2 separate regions of the Homo sapiens genome follow, and region 2 is linked to region 1. A link is an interaction called in ENCODE POLR2A ChIA-PET data of the cell type or tissue named here. Cell type or tissue: A673. All regions are shown on one strand. Each heading gives the region's core, and the rest is flanking DNA. Links, peaks and the distances in the headings are about the cores only. Region 1 overlaps SLC22A23 (solute carrier family 22 member 23). Region 2 has its middle 19 kb from the start of PXDC1.

Evidence for each region. ChIA-PET counts read pairs that join two places held together with the same protein. Peaks named below come from ENCODE experiments on the same cell type or tissue, not always from the same donor. Only the 100,000 strongest peaks of a DNase experiment are listed, where the experiment ranks them.
Region 2: POLR2A ChIA-PET joins it to region 1 with 5 read pairs; 1 of 35 experiments calls an interaction of 5 or more read pairs at or near these places.

The regions. Positions count from the first base shown.
Region 1 is chr6:3,336,773-3,341,162 of GRCh38, forward strand. All of the region lies in intron 3 of SLC22A23 (solute carrier family 22 member 23), which reads right to left. Among named protein-coding and RNA genes, the nearest start is that of PSMG4, 80 kb to the left of the region's middle. In A673, for the core only: a CTCF peak has its summit at 1,210; DNase peaks (open chromatin) are centred at 1,219 and 2,299; H3K27ac peaks cover 3,735 bases.
Region 2 is chr6:3,768,637-3,773,026 of GRCh38, forward strand. No RefSeq gene overlaps it. Among named protein-coding and RNA genes, the nearest start is that of PXDC1, 19 kb to the left of the region's middle. RefSeq lists a silencer at 1,479-1,773. In A673, for the core only: no CTCF peak of the experiment used is centred there; a DNase peak (open chromatin) is centred at 1,895; H3K27ac peaks cover 921 bases.

The DNA.
Region 1 (4,390 bases), core at 207-4,206:
GTAAATTAAGAAATAACTGTAGTAGGCTTTTTTTTTTTTTTTTTGACAAGGTCTCCCTCTTTTACCTAGGCTGGAGTGCACTGGTGTGATCACAGTTCACTGCAGCCTTGACCTCCTGGGCTCCAGTGGTCCTCCCACTTCAGCCTCCCACTTCAGCGTCCCTATAGCTGAGACTACAGGCACATGCCACCATGCCTGGCTGATTTTTAAAATTTATAGTAGACAAGGTCTTGCTACATTGCCCAGGCTGGTCTTGAACTCCTGAGCTCAAACAATCTTCCTACCTCAGCCTCCCAAAGTGCTGGAATTACAGGTGTGAGCCACCACTCCTGGCAGACTAGCTTTATTAAGCATATTTACACAAGGGCATGAGCATCCGTCATGAATGTAGCCTCTGAGGGCTCTGCGCTAAACACAAATGCAGAGTTCCTCAGGGCTGCTTCAACCACAGGAGAGCCAGGAGGCCTGTTTGTTGGAGCAAATCGCCAGCCCACCCCACACAGTTGCACTCAGTGACTATGTGTGCCTAAGGCGGAGGTGCCATTTACAGAGCTGCCAGTGGTGCTGCTGGGGAGAGTGGTGAGTATTCAGGGAGGCCTTGTAGGTGCCAGGTACTGGGCACAGTGCCTTTTATCATCTGCACAACAAGCTCTGTGTTAAGTGTTACAATTCCCTTTTTTTTTTTTTTTTTAAATCCTGCCTTGTCCTGCCCCCAGTGTTAACATTCTTATTTGAAGCTTGGGAAAAACTAATTCATTGACTCCCATAAACGCAGTTAGCAAAAGGAAGAGCTAGATTTCAAGCCCAGGCTCCTGCAGAGCCCTGGTGGGAAGGTAACAAGAGGCAACAGGGCAAGGACCCGGGCAAGTCTTTCCTGTGTACCATGTGCTCGGGCCCCACCGAGGGCAAGGACAGCCTGGTGTGGCGACAGGCTCGCAGAGGCCACAGGCTGGGCTCGGCCTTGGTGATCCACGAGGACTCCCTCAGATCCTGGGTTTTCCAATTCGTGAAAGGAATGTGGAACAAGATCAGGAAGTTGTGAAGGGGCTCAGAGTATGTCATCTTGAAATATGCAAATATGCTACTTTCGCATAAGGATTATTTTGAGTTGAAGGCAATTGGAGAAAGAGCAGATGCAGGAAAAGCTCTCTACCCACCTTTCTGCTTAGAGGCAGGGCACAAATTTCCCTTTGTGAAGTTGTCACCCCCAGACTCCCTCCCTTCTCCCACAGGAGCAAGAGGAAGTGAGATGACTCACCACTGGGGACACTACCGACTTGAATCTGCATAAACAAACCTCACGAAATAGCCCCGTCTTCCATCAGTTTCCCCCATATATTTACCGTCCCACAATTTACTGCTCCTAGAAGCCCGAAGCCTTTTCCTTTGTCTTGTCATTTCTCAAATCATGTATTGCTTTCTGTTAAAATGGTATAGAAGCTCTTAGGCTTAACCATTTCCTTGGGCTTTCATTTCTTCTGTGAGATTCCCCTGTACATGTAAAAATTAAAATATTGACATCAAGTGCAAGTATGGCCTTTTCTCCTGTTAATCTGCCTTTATTTCTTATTTTTTGAGACGGAGTCTCACTCTGTTGCCCAGGCTGGAGTGCAGTGGTATGATCTTCGCTCACTGCAACCTCCGCCTCCCGGGTTCAAGTGATTCTCCTGCCTCATCCTCCTTAGCTGGGACTACAGGCGCATGCCGCCATGCCCAGCTAATTTTTGTGTTTTTAGGAGACAGGGTTTCACCATGTTGGCCGGGCTGGTCTTGAACTCCTGCCCGCCTTGGCCTCCCAAAGTGCTGGGATTACAGGCGTGAGCCACTGTGCCTGGCCTTAATCTGTCTTTAGTCAGTTTTATTGGCAGGGTCCCAGGTTCTAAACCTAAAAGGGTAGAGGAAAACATTTTTTCTTCCCTTTTAGTTGCATCCTTAAAGTTTTACCACTTCATAATTATGTGATAATGTTTGTAATAAAGAGAACAATGCTATTAGAGATTTAAAAGCCTATACAGAATTAAACGTGGCAGCACTGAGTTTAATTATGTAAGATGATGTCACCTTTGGGGTTTCTTGCTCTTGTCTGAGAACATTAGCTCCTTCTAGTCTAGAACCACTATTCCATCAACACTGACCAGATGGGGAACATGGAGCAAGAGAGGTCCAAAGGAGGTACCCAGGAAGCCCCAACGGAGAAAGTAACCCCAAGACTGAAGCCTGAGCAATTTGGTGGAGGTGCCAGATGAAGAGAGGATGTGTGTGTGGAGAGCACAGAGCTGCAGAGGGAAGAGCAGGGTCGAGGGGAGGGAGGAGCCAGTCATTTCTTAAGTGATGCAATAGCTCTGTGGCTATTATTGCCATTGCAGCTGAAATCCATGTCAGCCTCCTACCAATCAGGATTTCGTATCCTTTAAAACTCCTCTTCCAACTTTAATAAAAATTAAAACAGTGTGCTTTCCCCCACCCCCAATCTGATAATCCACCACCAGGCACACAGGCCTTAGATGAAGACAGATGGTGATCTGTCTTCAAAGACTTTGTCAAGCTTTGTTACAAAGCTTTTTGTTTTCTGTTCATTCCCCAGGTGCAGCTGAGTTCCCAAGCCCTGGTCCTGTCCCTCCTGGGGTGACAGCCTCCACTTTCCAATTCATAATGTCAGAGGCATGTGAGCCAGAACAACTCCATCTTAAACAGGAGCTGGGTAAAATGAGGCTGAAACCTACTGGGCTGCATTCCCAGATGGTTAAGGCATTCTAAGTCACAGGATGAGACAGGAGGTCGGCACAAAAGGCAGGTCATAAAGACCTTACTGATAAAACAGGTTGCAGTAAAGGAGCCGGCCAAAACACACCTAACCCAAGATGGCCACAAGAGTGACCTCTGGTCGTCCTCACTGCTACACTCCCAGCAGCGCCATGACGGTTTACAGATGCCATGGCAACGTCAGGAAGTTACCCTATGTGGTCTATAAAGGGGAGGCATGAATAATCCACCCCTTGTTTAGCATATCATCAAAAAATAACCATAAAAAAGGGCAACCAGCAGCTTTTGCGGCTGCTCTGTCTATGGAGTAGCCATTCTTTTATTCCTTTACTTTCTTAATAAATTTGCTTTTACTTTGCACTGCGGACTGGCCCCGAACTCTTTCTTGGGTGAGATCCAGGAATCCTCTCTTGGGGTCTGGATCAGGGCCCCTTTCCTGTAACAATAATGGCTGAGGAACATCTGAGCCTCCTTATGTAAACATATGAAATTAAAAATGTGTCCATGAGAATACAGCTTCCCTCCTCTCCTCTCCCCACAGGGGAGGTGCTTCCTAGCCCAGAGAGCGCTCCCACAAAAGCGGTATTATCCAGGAGGGATGGCCTGGAGAAGGGAATGGTAAGGGCAGGGGCTTTGAAATTGGTTGGCATTTCCATTTTCCAAGTACCAGCTATACGAATGACATTGAGCAAGAGGCTTAACATGCTTATGACTCTCTTATGAATGGCAAGAGGTACTATCTGGAAGAAATGTTTGTCAGAGTCAAAGAAAGTGATGATATAAGGTAAAACGCCCGCCGGTCACATTCTCTCTAGGGCCTTCAAACAGCACGTTAGTATAATAATTCAGGGACACATTTAAACAGCCCTGTGGGCTGGCCTGGGGACCCATACGTAACCGCAGCAGAGTCTATGACAAATTGCCCCTTTAGTTCCAGGTAACCATGAGATAAATGAACTTTTGTAAAAGTTGATAATTCTTGCAAAAGTTGGGAACATCTTGCATAAGAACGGCAACTTGGAAAGTGACTCGATTTCTAACCACAGTATGAGGAGCTTTGTAACCGATCCTTTGTGTAAAGGCCAAAAACGATTTTCAAGGTCCCATGTGAAAAAGCAGGAGACAATTGCCGTAGCAAATTTATAAAGTGACAGAGTGCGGCCCTTATGGAAAACAGATGGGGCTACTGGGAAAAGGGCAGCCGCATGACGTGCTAGAGACATGAGAACCGAGAGACTGTCCTTAGGTACTTGTGGGTTTTGATGGGATCTGTCTGGAAAGGATACATTTACCATTTGGGAAAACAGAAACCAGGGCAATATGAGTTTACAGGAATGATATTTAAAGGACTCATGTCTTCAAGCTTATGCTCCTTCTTTCAGGATCAGGTTGAATGAGGAGGGGCCGGTCTCTCATGTTACACATAACCTTTGGCATTCCCATCACCAATGCCTGCTATGGCACCTTCCCCTCCCTTCACAGGGTTGAAGGTGGCCTGCTGTGAAGTCAGGGGTCACATGGCTCCTGTGAGCTCCTGGCTCTGAAGGACACACATTCGGAACATACAGCATTTAATATAGAGAAACAATCCTCACACAGAGGTTGCTGAGAGGCTGGCCCGAGTCAC
Region 2 (4,390 bases), core at 123-4,122, 430 kb after region 1:
CACACATCAATATTTAATTCCACCACAGTTTTGTTTTCAAAGTAGAAGAAGTTTGTATAGGTTGGTGCAAAAGTAATTGCGGTTTTTGCCATTATTTTAGTGGTATATTGTCAGCAATCACCACTGCATCCCTGACTGAGATCAATGTGAGCTCTGCACAGTGTCTCTAACACTCACTAGGTGGCCATGGTTTCTATCCCTTCTAGAGAATGCTACCTGGAAAATAAGGTTTGGGGTCACACCCAGACATCAGACCATTTGTTACTTTCCCCATTTTCTCACCCTTTTTTTTTTAAATTTTTTAAATTATACTTTAAGTTTTAGGGTACATGTGCACAACGTGCAGGTTAGTTACATGTGTAGACATGTGCCATGTTGGTGTGCTGCACCCAGTAACTCGTCATTTAACATTAGGTATTTCTCCTAATGCTCTCCCTCCCCCATTCCCCCGCCCCAAAACAGGCCCCGGTGTGTGATGTTCCCCCTCCTGCATCCATGTGTTCTCATTGTTCAATTCCCACCTATGAGTGAGAACATGCGGTGTTTGGATTTTTGTCCTTGCGATAGTTTGCTGAGAATCTCACCCCCCCTTTTTTTTTTTTTTTGAGACAGTCTTGCTCTGTCGCCCAGGCTGGTGTGCAGTGGCGCCATCTCAGCTCACTGCAACCTCCACCTTCCAGGTTCAAGTGATTCTCATGCCTCAGCCTCCAAAGTAGCTGGGATCACAGTCATGCACCACCACGCCTGGCTAATTTTTGTATTTTTAACAGAGACAGCGTTTCACCATGTTGGCCAGGCTGGCCTCAAACTCCCAACCTCCAGTGATCCATCCGCCTCAGCCTCGGAAATTGCTGGGATTACAACCGTGAGCTACCGCGCCCAGCCTCACCCATTTAAAGGGAAACTTTCTTCATGGTAACGAGCTCACTTACAGATTGAGTTCATAATATTAAAAAACATTTTTTTAGAGATGACATCTCCCTGTGTTGCCCAGACTGGAGTGCAATGGCTATTTCCAGACATGTTGATGGTGCACTGTGGCCTCAAACAATCCTCCCTCCTCAGCCTCCTGAGTAACTGGGACGACAGACTCGCACCACCAAGCCCAGGTGAGTTCACGATTTGAAAGGCACTGGTTTTAGACCTTTCTAGTAAATTTTAAATGGCACATTGGATTTCTCATAGCAGATGACTCATGTTCTTCTTATGAAATTCGCTTACACAATTCTCATGCTGGATTTTAGTCAGAATATAGACTAGAGAGAAAAAATCATCAAGGAGACAGAACCCATGGATATGTAACTTTATGAACAGGAATGTCCCAAACTCCCGATTTCATTCTTCTGACACAAAGAATTACCACCATGCGGCATACTTCTGCTGTAGGAATTGCTGCTGGAATATACTAATCATTTTAAGCAGTGAAGAGCATTGCGTCTGAAAGGCAAGTAGAGATACGGAAACACAATCAAGTCTAACAATAGATTGAGAAGAACCATGCCTAACGACAAGGGATAAAGATGAAAACCACCGTTTCATTCTTTCTCCTCCTTTTGACTTTATTGCTGCAGCTCAGTTTGCATCTTGAGCACCCTCGTTGCCCAGCAGCCCGGCGGGGTTCATTTGCATGTGTCTTCCCAGGTCTTCCCTTCAACCTCTGCAAAGCCAGCCAGGCGGAGAGGGGGCAGAGGCGTCCTTGGAGGGGAGCAATTCAGAAACAGCCACATCTTTTCTTTAAGGAAAAGGGAGGTCTCAAGATTACTTTCTATTTTTCATCACTTCTCTAATATATGCACACTGTATTTGCATAACATCTATTTGCACTGGGAGCCCATCCCTGGCTTCCTGAAAGATACAGGAGGGCATTTGAATATATATTTTATTCCCTGTGATGTCTCAGAGTTGAGCCTCTAATCTCATTACCAGCTTGCATGCTTCCAGTGAGTTATTCTATGGTCTTTAGAATTGTGCCTCCAATTTGTAAGCCTAGCTAACAATTACATTTTCATCGTGGAAAGATGTTAAAGATTGCTTTCAGTGAGAATTAAATCAAAGATCTCAGCATGTGCAGCTCCCAACCCCCAACCTCACTTCTTTGCGCACTTAATAGAGGTTGGCAACATAAAACTCCCTTTCTCTAGAACATCATCTTCACACAGAAAATCCTGCAGAAACTATGTTAAAAACACAGCATTGTCTAGTCTTATTCACTAAATGCTCCAACTTGACCACCTCAAAAAAAATAATAATTTCCAGGCTTGGAGAGACTGTTTAATTATTGAAGGACCAGCCTAGTGAAATGACATGGGATCCCAGACTGGTGGGATTTATGAAGAAATTGTCCATCCCTAAAAGAACAGGAAAACATACAGGTAGGTAGTTTCACAAAATATGATGTCAGTAAGACAGGTCAAAGACAGCCAAAATCACTCTTCAGAACCATTCTCAGCCTCTCTTTGGGTTCCCAGTTTATGTTTAGCTGCTTTGGGTTTAAATACCTTACCTAGATGATTTTACTTAATCCTTATGGCAATCTGAGGACATGGATTTTTTTAAATCCCCATTATACAGACAAGGAACCTGAGGTCAGTAGCTTTCCAAGGTCACATAATAAGAGACACATCTGAGAGAAGTAATTGGGTCTACTGCATTGCATCTTTAAGCCTCGCCTAAACCTTCATCCCTTTTGGCTTTCTTGTCTTTACCCCAGCTTTCTAGGATCTTCCAGGGCAGGACTACGTTCAGATCTGGCCTCCTTCTACCTAGCCAGTTCCTTCCCCTGCCAGCAAACATGCTATTCCGGCTTCTTTCTGCCCCTAGTGAGAGGTGACGGCGTGTTGGCAGCCCCCGCAGCCTTCTCTCGCTCTCGGTGCCTCCTCGGCCTCGGCGCCCATTCTGGCCGCGCTTGAGAAGTCCTTCAGCCCGCCGCTGCACCGTGGGAGCCCTTCTCTAGGCTGGCCGAGGCCAGAGCCGGCTCCCTCGGCTTGCGGGGAAGTGTGGAGGGAGAGGCACGGGCGGGAACTGGGACTGCGCGCGGCGCTTGCGGGCCAGCTAGAGTTCCGGGTGGGCGTGGGCTTTGCGGGCCCGCACTCGGAGCGGCTGGCTGGCCCGCAAGCCCCGGGCAGTGAGGGGCTTAGCACCTGGGCCAGCAGCTGCTGTGCTCGACTACTCGCCGGGCCTTAGCGCCCTCCCCGCGGGGCAGGGCTCAGGACCTGCAGCCCGCCATGCCTGAGTCCCCGCCCCGCCGCGGGCTCCCGCGTGGCCTGAACCTCCCCGACGAGCACCGCACCCTGCTCCACGGTGCCCGGTCCCACCGACCGCCCAAGGGCTGAGGGAGTGTGGGCGCACGGCGCGGGACTGGAGGGCAGCTCCACCTGCGCCCCGGTGCGAGATCCACTGGGTGAGGCCAGCTGGGCTCCTGAGTCTAGTAGGGACTTGGAGAACCTTTGTGTCTAGCTAAGGGATTGTGAGTGCACCAATCAGCACTCTGTGTCTAGCTCAAGGTTTGTGAACACACCAATCAGCACCCTGTGTCTAGCTCAGGGTTTGTGGATGCACGAGTCGGCACTCTGTATCTAGCTAATCTGGTGGGGACTTGGAGAATCTTTATGTCTAGCTAGGGATTGTGAATACACCAATCAGCACTCTGTGTCTAGCTCAAGGTTTGTGAATGCACCAATCAGCACTCTGTGTCTAGCTCAGGGTTTGTGAATGCACCAATTGACACTGTATCTAGCTAATCTAGTGGGGAGGTGGCGAACTTTTGTGTCTAGCTCAGGGATTGTAAAGGCACCAATCAGCACCCTGTCAAGACGGACCAATCAGCTCTCTGTAAAACAGACCAATCGGCTCTCAGTAAAATGGGCCAATCAGCAGGATGTGGGTGGGGCCAGATAAGAGAATAAAAGCAGGCTGCCGGAGCTGCTAGTTGTGAGTCTCCTTGGTGTTATGTATGCAGTGTGGTGGCTTTGTTATTTTGCTGTTTGTAATAAGTTCTTGCTGCTTACTTTCTGTGGCTATACTGCTTTTATGAGGTATGATACCCACCATGAAAATCTGTAGCTTTATATTTGATGCCAGGGAGCTTACTAAACCCACCAGGAAGAACAACTGCAGACATGTTCCCTTTAAGAGCTGTGGTACTCATGCGTAAATGTGTGCAGCTTTGCTCCTGAGTCAGGGAGACCACGAACCCACCAGAAGGAAAAAACTGTCCAACACATCTGAATGTTAGAAGGAACAAACTCCAGATACACTGCGTTTTAAGAACTATCACCGTTAGGATCCGTGGCTTCATTCCTGAAGCTAGTGAGACCAAGAACCCACAAATTACATACACACTAGATCTGCGTTGTAACAAGATAGGTGTTTGCTACACCAGGTTCATCAG